3 separate regions of the Homo sapiens genome follow, and all the other regions are linked to region 3. Evidence: read pairs that join two places in POLR2A ChIA-PET (ENCODE). Cell type or tissue: HepG2. All regions are shown on one strand.

Region 1 (4,000 bases), 180 kb after region 3:
GGAGTCACGTACCCAAGTAGGGGACAATATCTCCCAACAGACCCTAGTTATTTGACTTTAAATTATAATGCTGTCATGAACATCTTTGCTCACATAGTCAAGTGAATAATATTCCTGAATGCATTTGCTATTTTTCTTTCAAACTTATGTAGATACTATGGAGATCAATAATATGTGATAATTTCAAATTATTTCTAACTTCACCACAGTTTGTTGTCTTCATGGATTTTTCTCAGATGATGAATATCTGTTATACAATCACTGTCTTTTGGAGTTCTCTGAAGGTTTTGTTTTTGTTTTTGTTTTTTAGTGTTAAAATAGGGTTTTCCAGCTCAAAATGTTTGGGAATCACTACCTGAAATCAACCAGCCATTGCCACACACACACAGTCCCCAAATCAAGCTAGTATTCTGTTCTGGTAAATCTTAAGTAAGTCCATTTTTGCATAAGTCAGAGTTGTTTCAAGTGAGAATATAAATGAAGCAGGTGCCCGCTTGGCAGCAATGTAAACAGAGGGAAGAGCATGGAGACTGGGTAGTGAGGGTGCCCCCAGCTCTCCTTGCCTGCAAACAAGGGTTACTTCAGAGCAAAGGAGCCCGATACACACACTTACACCCCGTCAACCAGTGCACCCGGCAAAGCTGGTGGAAAAGCCTGACTCAGGCCGCGTTTACCTAAGTCACCCTTACGTAAGCATGCCTATAAAGATTTTGGAAGGTACAAGGAGAAAAGTAAATAGCTGGGATTATGGGTATGAGTTTAATGTGGGGTTCCTGATATTGCAAGACTGCTTGAAAAATAATTTAAGTATACTCAAAATTAAACTTGGGCACAATGCTTATATGTGCCCAGCCCTGTGGAGGGGTTGTCAGATAATTAAGAGATGTTATGAGACGGCCTCTGCCTTAATGAAGCTTACGATCAAGTTGCAGAGAGGAGCTCTAGATTCGGCAAAAGCAGGCCTGCCGTCTACCTCCCCTTCGGCTGGGCCGGGCTGGGCGGCTGTTGGCTCACTCTTAACACCCTCTACTCCCTCACAGGTCCCATTGCCCCCTAGCCAAGCCCTCTCCTCATACTGTCCCCAGCTCATCCCCACAAAGGAGCGGCCTTCTTCGTGTTTGGGGCATTCCTTTGCATGTCACTGATATTCACAGCTATGGCAATGTCAAAAGGTACCCTCTCCTGGGTTCCCCTCCTCCAGCTCCCTTTCATGCCTCCCCAGTATTTCTGGGGGACTCTGGTGTTTCTGACTCCTATCTCTCCCCAGCCCTCCCCTCAAAACACAACCCAGAGGAACTGCCACCACCATCTGCATGTTCTCAGCAATCAGTCCTCCCCCAGCGCCTGTCCCCAGAGCTGGGAGGGGGCAACTGCTGAGTCAGCCTATTCCTCACATTCCCTCCCTTCTCCCCTGCCGGCCAAATGCCACGGACCCTGCCTCTGAGTGACGGACCTCAGCTGAAAGGCTGCCCCTCTCCACCCTGACCCCAGCTCAAGACCGGCCTTCCTCCCTCACACCCCAGCGGGAGGCCCAGGAAGAAGGTCATGCTGCCCACACTCCATTGGAGCCCTGGCCGGACGTAGGGCTGGGGTGCCATACCACCCCATCTTCCTCCCTCATTCCAAGCTCCATCTCCCTAACCAGCCTCACTCAGAGGATCTGATCAGGAAAGGACAGGGAAGGTGATGGAAAACCAAAAGCAAACCCTCCCCACACAATACACACATACACACACACACGTGTGCACACACACAGCCAACTGGGCACCACACCAGGCACAGTCACCCCTCTAGTGCAACGTTGGGTCTGCCAAGGGAAGCCTAGGGGGAGTCCCAAGAAAGACTTCCAACCCCAGGGACCCCCAGTCTGAAAGGAGAGCTTGCCCTATCCTCAGAGAGCTCCTAGTATGATGAAGAAGACCCCCAAAGAACTATGGCCAAGGGAGGAAGGAGGCTGCTCTCTGTCACTCACATAAAAAGTAAACAAAGGCTCAGAAGGTCAAGGGCAAAGCTATGAGAGAGCCTGGAAAGGGGAAGAAGCATGGGACTAACCAGCAGGTAAAACTGTCCAAACAGGAAAGGAAGACCTCCTGGAAGAGGAGAGCTTGGGGGACAGAGAAGCTTTTTGGAGGCCCAGGAATAAGCAGGGGGAAGGCAAGCGAAGGCCCAGGATGGAAACAAGGCCTTCCTGGCACAGCTGGGCCTGGGGTGAGCACTGGTTAAGGAGTAAGAGCGGCAGGCCCCATTCCTGGCTGTGATGTTGCCTCCCAGGGTAGCAGAGGCCAGGGCCCTTCCCCTCTCAGGCCACAGATCTCTCCTCAGCACAATGTGGGACTCATATTTCTTTTTTCACTGGGCCCACAAATTATGCAACCTGTCCTGCCCTCCAACTTGGAAAGCCTATTTTCCTCTCTGTGTCTTCTGCTCTGGAGAAGCCCTAGTGGGAAGGCCTTAGCTCCCCATCCCGCAGGAACATACGTGTGAGTTTAATTTGGGGTTCCTGATATGGCAAGACTGCTTTTAAAATAATTTAAGCATATTCAAAATTAAACTTGGGAAGAATGCCCGTCTGTGTCTAGCCCTTGCTCCTGGAGGCTGTGTGCAGAGAGGAGACTGACCAGAGTCTCAACGCACACAGGTCCCCAGCCTGACCCTTGGCAGCCCACGGCAGCCCACTCAGCCCATAAATGGCCTCATCTCTTAGAGAGCCCAGCAGGATCGTTTCACAACCATGTGTGCTCGACAGAGCCTGTTCTTGGAAAGCTGAGGACGGGACAGCTCAGTTCTGGGTGTTGGAGAGGCCTCAGCCCCTGGGGTCTGCATTTGAACCATAAACAACCGTGGGCCTGCTTGGGTAGCAGGGGGAGTGAGGACAAGGTTAGCCGGTGCTCTGCAGCTGGAGGGGAGCAAAGGGCCCCCTGCAAGAGCTCACCACACACTGTTCCCTCTTCAGGGGGACACCCCAGTCTGATGAAGGACAGGCACACCACAGGTCTCCACTGGATGAAGCTGGGATTCAAGGCAAGAGGGATGTGGTGTGGTGGGGGCAGGGGGACATTATAGCCCAGCAGGCTGAGAGGGTTCTGAGGGCAGGGCCACCCCACCGCCTATCACAGTGCCTAGCTCCCCAATAGCACACCACACAAATTTGGGAGGTAAAATGCTATGAATTAAAGGTGAGGCATCAGTATCCTAGTGCCAGATCACCAGTCCTTTTACAACTGGTAGCTGGCCACGTGAGACGGGACAGGTAGGCAGGAAAGAAGCCCAGACCACAGGAGGGAACAATTTGCAGGGTATACACTATATTCTGAGAGCACTAAGAAACAGGGCAGGAAAGCTGAGTGGAGGACAGACGTTTTCAAAGAAAGTTTTCTGGAGAAGGGGCTTGAAACCTGTTTTGAAAGAAAGGGAAAGAGAGGAATTTTGCACAGCACAGAACCAAGACTGTCCTGGCAGAGGGAGCAGGCTCTACAAAGGCCTAGAAGTGCCTGGGAAATGAAGATCCCTTCCCCTGTTGCGGGTGAGATTGGGGATGGTGAGAGAAGCAGAGGAGCTGCCACATCTTCAGGCCGATCCCTGGAAAGAAGCCTCTGATGAGGGATCAGGGCCAATCCCCCTTTGATGTGCCAGTTCGAATAGCTGAGCCTGGATGCTCCTAACAGGCAGGGGCCAGGTGGGGGCTGCTGAAGGAGGGACTTAGCACAGAGACTGTCATGGTGCAGGTGTTCAATAAGTGTCTTAATGAATGGATTGATTGGATGATTGATTGATTGACTGACTCATAGGGGTAATAAGTCAGGGGCCTCACTTTTCTGGGGAACTGGCAAAGGCAGCCTTTGGGCTCAGGCCCCTTCTGATGCCTCCAAAGGTTATAGAGACACTGCAGACTTCACACATGGAACGGCCCCTCCTCCAGGCTGCCTCCTCAGCTTTCCTGGCACCTCTGACTCTAGCCACTGGTGTCCTCAGACCTTAGCCTCTAGAACAATGAAAGATT
Region 2 (4,000 bases), 63 kb before region 3:
CACTCAGTCTTGCTCCACCCCACTCCTCCAAACAGAGCACAGCTGAGCCTGCTGTGTTGGGAGTGCAGAATGCCCTCGCCTTGATACCCACCCATGGCATCATGACACTGCCCTCCCTCTGAGTGGGGAGGAAGCTGAGAGCCACTGGCCCTGAAGGCAGAGAGCCTGAGCCAATCGGGTTTCTGCTACTTACTGGCCTTGTGACCTTGCACAAGCAGGATTTGACTTGCTTGTGGTTCAGTGTCATCGTTTGTAAAATGAGGATACCACCTGAAGGTAGCTGTGAGGATTAAGAATGTGTGAGGCTGGTGTCTGCTGCAAAGGATTGTACAGGTTGGTAAAGTAAAAGGTGTCTTTGTTCTTGCCTTTATTGCTAATTCCATTCCCATCTTCATCACCAACACCACCTAACACCTCCACTGTCACACCATCATCGCTACTTCCTCCAGCACTGACATAGCTACCATTGCCACCAGCACCATCAGACCACTCCCTCCTCTGTTGCTACTTCCATCACAACCACCATGTTGCTATCACCAATCATCCAATAACAGTTACTCAACACCTACTATGTTCAGGTCACGTGGGTGACTCTTTGTGGATAATCCTGCCCCAGGCCCCCACACTGTTGGGCATGGTCTATATCTCTCACATCCTTTAAGCCCTGCCACACATCCCATCTCCACCAGGAACCCTTCCCTAATCCACCCTGCACTACTCACGTTACTCCCAGACACCGTGGCTCAGCTTCACCTGTCCCTCACTATTTGCTGTGTGTGTGTGCCTCTGTGCACAACCATGCTATTTAAACTACTCTGCGAAGTCAGTCATCACCCAGATCTCCTACACACAGCACAGTGGCTCTGGGTTCCAATCGTGGCTCTGATACCTGACCTTGGACAAGTCACCATACCTCTTTGTGCCTCAGTCTTCTCAGCTGTAAACAGGACTGAATAATATCATGTCTTACAGAGTTGTAGTGAGGATTCCGTGAGATATTGTATTTACTATATAGCACTTAGACTAGAAGCATGCATACAGCAAGTGCTCAATAAACATTAGCTTTTGTTATTTTTATTATTATTATTATTAGTCTCTCCCCCCGCCCCCGCCGCCCCCGACCCCACCAATTTTTGGCACAGGAGTTTACACTACCAATGAGAAAGAATTCACAGGAATGAATGCACTCTGGCTTTCCAATAGAAATATCTTAGGGAAGGGTGGAGCTTTTGGAAAACCGTCTTGTCTCCCTGCCTGCTCATCTGAGCTCTCTGGGTAAGAGGTGGGCTGTGGGTGGGAAGGACCATGCAGGGAAGTTAGAGCCAGACAGAGCTGAGTTTGAATGGCGACTTCACCAGCTGAGTAACCGTGGGCAAGTCACTGAACCACTTTGAGCCTCAGTTTCTCATCTGTAAAGTGGATCTCTGTGCAGGGTCACTATGAGGCAGTCATCTCTGCTGGCTTCTCACTGATTTTGAACGCAAGCACCGCAGACAGCTATGGTGGAACTCAGGACCGGCATACCCTTTGGGCCTCAACCTTCCCATGCACACAATGGACAATCCCAGCAGAATTTGCTTTTCAGAGCCAGTGGGGAAGATGCTGAGAGATCAGAAGTGCTCAGAAAATGAAAACATCCTGGAAAAGTTCCAGAGACAGCATGAATAATGATTAACCCAAGCCAGGCCCAGCTTGGCCTGACCTCAGAAAATCCACGAAAGCTTGAGCTGGGTTCCTGGGGCAGGGCTGAGGGCCAAGGGGAAGGACGGCCAGGGGGCCCCCCAACCACAGACTCAGGGAGGCCACTCTGTACTCAGACTCCCACGTGCATCACGGCATCTTCATTGGAACAGGGAGGGCAGCTGGGACGTGGTAGGAGGGAGTGGCCTGTGAGGCCTACAAGCTTTCCTGGGGTTCTTAGTACGTTGACATCCACACAGCTGCAGCCACCCAAGGATTCCCTCCACCCTCCTCCTATGGTGGCGCCCTGTCCATGAACCCCCAGGGAATAAACAGGGGTAAACAGGGGCAGCAGCCGGCCGACTGCTGTGTACTCACGGCCCACACAATGTAAACTCTCAGGATGTATTTATGTTGTCTGGGCCTGGCCAGGGTCCTCTGCCCAGCTCAGAGGAGTCACGTGTGCAAGGCATCTGGATTCCTCTGTGTGGTGGGTGGGGGAGGGCAGGAAAGGCAGAGAGTTCATGGGGGACAGGGATCAGAGATAGCTGGAGCTGGTGGCCCATGGAAGAAGGCAAGAGCTGCAGGAATGGCGAAGGGGAAAGAGGGGGTGAGCGCTACCGTGCAGTGCTCAGACTGTGTCCTGTTCCTAGAACTGCAGGCCCTTTAGAAGGAGTTGGGCAAGTGGTGGGCAGCTTTCAGTGGCCCCGGAGACTGGATTCACATTTCCGTGCTGCCCTGATTAGGAAGCAAGGCTCATCTCTACTTTCCTACCTCCTCCAGCCTGGGCAGGACTGCCAACCTGGCCCTGCCCACCCGACTGGGAGGGACAGGAGGAACATAACCGTGTGACGAGCATGCTGCTGGGATCTGAACACGTCTCAGGAATGACACCCAGGGAAAGCTATTTTAATCTGGAAAGTCGCCTGCTCCTCCTGCCCACCCAAAATAACTTGGCTCCCGCAGGAACCTGCAACATTGTGGCTTCCACCAGCCCTAATGGAGTGCTCCAGCCCCTGCAGCCCCCATGCCCTCACTGTGGCCAACCCCCTCCTCAGAATGGGCCTCTCCACTCAGATTTGGAGCTCTCTGATGCCAGGTCTGTGTTTTCTCCCTCAGACTGAGGGCTGCCTCAGGGCAGAGGCTGTGTCTCTCATGGATTAGAAACTCCTGGGGTATAAAGATTGCATCTCCCCACTCAGACTGGGAGCTCCTCCGAACACTCAGGTCCCTGGAGTCAGCTTCCTTGGGGAATATGGGGGTGGGGCAGGTGCCAGGTGTCCTTTCCCCCACTTCCAAGCTGTGCTACAGAGGATGCCCTTGTGGAGAAACTGGATCTCCCTCCCTCTGTGGCCACAAATGTGTCTGGCTGATGGGCTCATGTGGGGCCTAGGCTGAGCCCGGCACTGCCAGGCTGCCCTGCTGCTGACCACATGGCCCCCGACAGGAGGGTTCACATGTCCCAGCACCAGCCAGCCACCTGCTGCCTCCTGCCTCCCAAAATAAGAAAGGGCTGGCCTTCTCCCGTTACCGGCACATGCCCCACTGCCCTTGTCCTCGGGACGGGGCTTTCACTGCTCTGCTCCTTTGTGTGGGGTGTTGAGGGGGCAGCCCCTCAGCTCTGCCTGTCCCCAAAGCTGGCGACTGCACGTGGCCAGACGGAGTTGCTCTGTTCCTAGGCTGGATGCAAAATGAGGAGGGGCTCCACTAACTTCAGTGTTCCTTCTAAGGAACCAGTGTCCACTGGTCCTGTGAAGAGGGGCCCTGCACCCCAAATCCTTCCCCTTTGCCAGCACCCATCACAGCCCGTGACATGGAGTAGGGACTGAGGGTGTGGCTGTTGACCCAAGTAATTAACTACTGCTTCCTGAGGGCTGAGAAACTGAGGCTGAGAGTTTGAGAAGACACTCCTTCTAACACACACACACACACACACACACACACACACACACACACACACAGGCACAGACACCTTTTCCATTCATTTCACAAATAATGACCCTTTTCTATTATTTTAATTTTTTATCTTTTGTAGAAATGGGGTCTTGCTATGTTGCCTAGGCTGATCTCAAACTCCTGGCTTCAAGAGATCCTCCTGCCTTGGCTTCCTAAAGTGCTGGGATTACAGACATGAGCTACTTTCCCAGGCTACAAAAAACAACCATTTTTAACTGAGCACTTACTATGTCTGAGGCACTGTACTAGTGCACCCCATCCATTACTGTGTTTAAACATCACAACAGTGGTGTTTAAAGAGAATGGGGCCCAGAGAGGTTAAGTGACTTGCCTAAGGTCACACAGCAAAGAAGTCGAATTGGTA
Region 3 (4,000 bases):
TCTGTCCACCCTGGAGGCCAACTTGCACTGGGAGCTGGCTTCTGGGATATTCTCCCAACCCACCCAAGGGCCAGGGACTTCCATGGAGCCTATAAGTGCCTTCAGGGTGGTATACGAAGCTGATAGGTCTGGTCCTTCCCTTCCCAGCCTGCTCATCCCTGCCCCCTCCCCTCACTACATGTATTCAGATGACACAAATGAATAAGTGAATGAATGGATGAGCAACTTTTCCAGACTTCACCCCAAGCCCTAGGCCTCAGGCTACATCTGCCTCTTGCTTGCTGTAGGAAAAGGCAGCAGTTCAACACAGAAGATGTTTGTGAGGGTTTGACTATGGGATGCTCAGTTCCTCCCCAGGGAGCTCATGGACTCCGGGGGACATGGCACATAAGGACTTGCTGGGCTAGAGCTTGCTCATGTTGGAAGGCACAGAAGAGCTGCCTGGAGAAGGGGTTCTGGGAGGAGGGGATACTAATACTAAAGCAAGGTTCCTAGGCTGCATCTTTTAGTTTTTTCTTTTTGTTTTGTTTTTTGTTGTTGTTTTTTGTTTTTCGTTTTTTTGAGACGGAGTTTTGCTCATGTTGCCCTCCATGTGCAATGGCGCGATCTCGGCTCACTGCAACCTCCACCTCCCGGGTTCAAGCGATTCTCCTGCCTCAGCCTCCTGAGTAGCTGGGATTGCAGGAGCCCACCACCACACTCGGCTAGTTTTTGTATTTTTAGTAGAGACGTGGTTTCACCATGTTGGTCAGGCTGGTCTCAAACTCCTGATCTCAAGTGATCCACCAGCCTTGGCCTCCCAAAGTGCTGGGATTACAGGTGTGAGCCACCGTGCCCGGCCCCTAAGACTGAACCTAAGTTGGCCAGGTGAACAAGGGGAAGGGCAGTCCGGGCAATGGGAACAGCTCGCTCAAAGGTGTGGAGGTATGAAATAGCCTGGGGTTTGCTGGAAAGGACCAATGATTCAGGGTAGCTTGGGCTGCAAGTAGAAGGAAGTGGCTGGAGAAAAAAGCACGGCCCAGGCTTGGGGAGCCTGTGGAGCCTACTAGGCCCTGGGACTTTTGGACAGGGGTGCCTTTGATGGGGTTCAAGCAGGGGAAGAGTGTGATCAGCCACAATTTTTAGCAAGGTCCTGTGGCTGCAAAGGAGCAAAGAGATCTGAGGGGCCAAGACTGGAGGTCTCTACAGTAGTCCAAGGGAGTAATGCTGGGGTCTGAGCGAAGGCAGTGCTAGTCGGGATTCCCTCCCGATCGCCTCTGCCTCTCCTTGCTTGTTGAGAATACCTACTTCTCTCCATCAGTTTGGTCCAGTCCCTCAGTCAACAGAATGTAGGTGTGAGGAGGTGGTGATGGGGATGAAAGTGAGGCCCAGAGAGAAGATTTGGGGGCCCCAGAGCAGCTGAGGGCCACAGTTCAAAAGGCAGCTGCAATATCTCTCCACTAGAGCCAGGTCTTACCCAAAGAAAGCTTCCTACAAGGCAATTGCCTCAGTTCTGTGCTTTTCCTTTCAAGAGAGAACTGAGTTCATTGAACTTAAGGGCAAATCTATATCCTTGTCCTTTCTTTGCAGAGATAATAAAGTTAATGGGATTATTTCCTGTGTACAAGAATAGGGCTGCTAAGAAAACATTGTCAAGTAAATGCTGTTTGCAAAGGCTAAACTGAAAGGCCAAATCTTCCACCAGGAGGAAGTAAAGGGTGTGTCTACACGGGCTCACGGGGAGCAGTGCCACCAGTGACTTGATTTGCCTGAGACTGACTTCCCCTCTGCTTCACCGGGCTCTGATTCATGCAGATGGCTAGAGGGCAGGGTTGCCAGGCCCATTTCCCTGGTCTCCAAGGTACCAGGTGAGCTGGCTAGTTGGTTAGTCTTTGGAAAAACAGAGTTCACCTTAGACTAAGAGAAGGCCCCAGCTGAACTTTAAAGATTGTCTGGATAACTTTCCTCCTTGTAAATGGAGAAACTGAGGATGCGGAGGGGGAGCTGGTCTCAGGTCACATGACCAGTTGTAGCAAGGCCTGGTGGGGAAGTAGAGACACAGAGATGGAAAATAACTTGCCTGGGTCATATAGCCAGCAGTTGGGTTGTAGGGGGGAAGCTGAGGCCCAGAGAGGAGAAATGGCTTGCCAGGCTCCTACAGCCTCCCAGTGGCAAAGTTTGGGATGGAACCAGGTCTTCAACTCCTAGGAGACAGCTTGCTCTGTCATCAGCCCAAGCTCCCATCCTCCCCTACTACAGAGACGGCTCAGGGAATCACTCAGGTGTATTCCTGTTTGCCGAGTCTCAATCATCCCTGACTGTGTCGCCACACCTCGAGCCCAGCAACCCTTTTAGATCTTATCAGTCCAGCCCCTATGAGGGCTCCTCACGTGGACCATCCTCAAACAGCATCCGTGTGCACAGGTGCACCAGGTGGGTGGAGCTGAGGGACATTCCAGCAGAGGGTAGACAATGGCTGGGTTAAGAGGGCTATCTTCTTTTCACACCTCCTGATTTCCTTGAGTTTGTAAATCATTATCCCAGGCTACACAAAGCAGGTATTGAGTAGGCCTTGTTGCTGTCCCTAGACACAGTAGACAGAGGCCACTCCGAGTGGCTCCTAGTGGCGGGGGGCAGCTCCCGGGCCCTCTGTCCCCCTTCCCGGCACTGGGATTGGGTTACCCCATCTAATCCCTGCTCCTCCATCCACCCTCTTTGTGGCCATTGTAATTTATAATCGAGAGGCATGATGCAACCTGCTAATTACATTGCTTGATTTTGAACACATCCCGGCTTCTCTGACTCAGGCGGCAGAGGGAGGAGGGAGCAGCAGGCGCTGCTTTGTGGCTTATCAGGCTTGGGTTATTCCACTCACACCCTCTCATGCCTCCCCCCAACCCTCAGCCTTTGTTAACCAGGGCTTGCATCACCTCCTGCTTTCCATTTCCCCGGAATTTTTTTAACGGCTTTTTTTTTATGAGCTGCTCTGTCTTGTTAGCTAATGAATGATTGTGGAGCAGTGATGGGGATCGCTTTGTGCCTCTATTAAATGTTACATGATTGCAATTATGAGTTAACAAGGGACAGCTAATAAAAAAAATAATCTATTTTGAGGCCTGGGGCAGACATGAGACTCGCTGCCTGGTTCCCAAGCTGAATAAATCAGAGCCCCAAGGACCACAGGCTGGACGAGGAATCGACCGAGGAAAGGATGGACGTTTGCAGGTCCCCGGGAAGCGCGGCAGGCTGGAGGGCAACAGCTTCATCCCCAGGCCTCTTTTGAAGCCTTCCCACCTATGTGGAGTGTTTTAGGCTCCCAGAGGCAGGTGTCTGGACTATCACAGTTGCTTCTTATCAGCCCTTCCTGTGTCCACCATTGCCCTGCAACCCCTTCTCCACATCACAGTGGAGTGATCTTTTAAAGATAGAGCTGGTCAGGCCGGGCACGGTGGCTCACGCCTGTAATCCCAGCACTTTGGGAGACCGAGGCAGGTGGATCACCTGAGGTCGGGAGTCGAGACCAGCCTGACCAACATGGAGAAACCCCATCTGTACTAAAAATACAAAATGAGCCGGGTGTGGTGGCGCACGCCTTTAATCCCAGCTACTCAGGAAGCTGAGGCAGAAGAATCACTTGAACCCAGGAGGTGGAGGTTGTGGTGAGCCGAGATCGTGCCACTGCACTCTAGCCTGGGCAACAGAGTGAGACTCCATCTCAAAAAAAAAAAAAAAGAAGATAGAGCTGGTCATGCCACTATCCTGCTCAAACTCCCTCAGTGGCAGCCCAAGATCTCCCTTCAGCACTGGCTCCTCATTTCAACTTCATGCTTTCAATTAGCCTATTCCCACATCCTCACTGTCCTCACCAAAACTAGTTCAGAATGGGGTTAGGCCCTGGAAAACAAGTGACCCCAAGAATCAGGCAGATGAGGGCCTGAGCAGTAGAATGGTGATGAGCTGAGTGTGGAGGGCCTGCAGCTGTTGTCCCTTTCCTCAGACTTACTCAGCAGTGCCCAGGACC

What was found. Peaks named below come from ENCODE experiments on the same cell type or tissue, not always from the same donor. Only the 100,000 strongest peaks of a DNase experiment are listed, where the experiment ranks them.
Region 1: POLR2A ChIA-PET joins it to region 3 with 5 read pairs; 1 of 35 experiments calls an interaction of 5 or more read pairs at or near these places.
Region 2: POLR2A ChIA-PET joins it to region 3 with 5 read pairs; 4 of 35 experiments call an interaction of 5 or more read pairs at or near these places.

The regions. Positions count from the first base shown.
Region 1 is chr6:43,742,161-43,746,160 of GRCh38, reverse strand. No RefSeq gene overlaps it. Among named protein-coding and RNA genes, the nearest start is that of VEGFA, 26 kb to the left of the region's middle. In HepG2, no CTCF peak of the experiment used is centred here; a DNase peak (open chromatin) is centred at 2,000; H3K27me3 peaks cover 2,716 bases.
Region 2 is chr6:43,988,927-43,992,926 of GRCh38, reverse strand. LOC124901321 (a long non-coding RNA gene) reads right to left here and starts at 2,100. Exons shown (of 2, transcript XR_007059591.1): 1 at 2,059-2,100. RefSeq lists an enhancer at 2,462-2,971. In HepG2, no CTCF peak of the experiment used is centred here; DNase peaks (open chromatin) are centred at 2,056 and 2,498; H3K4me3 peaks cover 1,223 bases; H3K27me3 peaks cover 194 bases.
Region 3 is chr6:43,925,673-43,929,672 of GRCh38, reverse strand. All of the region lies in intron 1 of LINC01512 (long intergenic non-protein coding RNA 1512), which reads right to left. Among named protein-coding and RNA genes, the nearest start is that of LINC01512, 37 kb to the right of the region's middle. RefSeq lists an enhancer at 3,386-4,000. In HepG2, a CTCF peak has its summit at 2,136; DNase peaks (open chromatin) are centred at 2,372 and 2,822; H3K4me3 peaks cover 342 bases.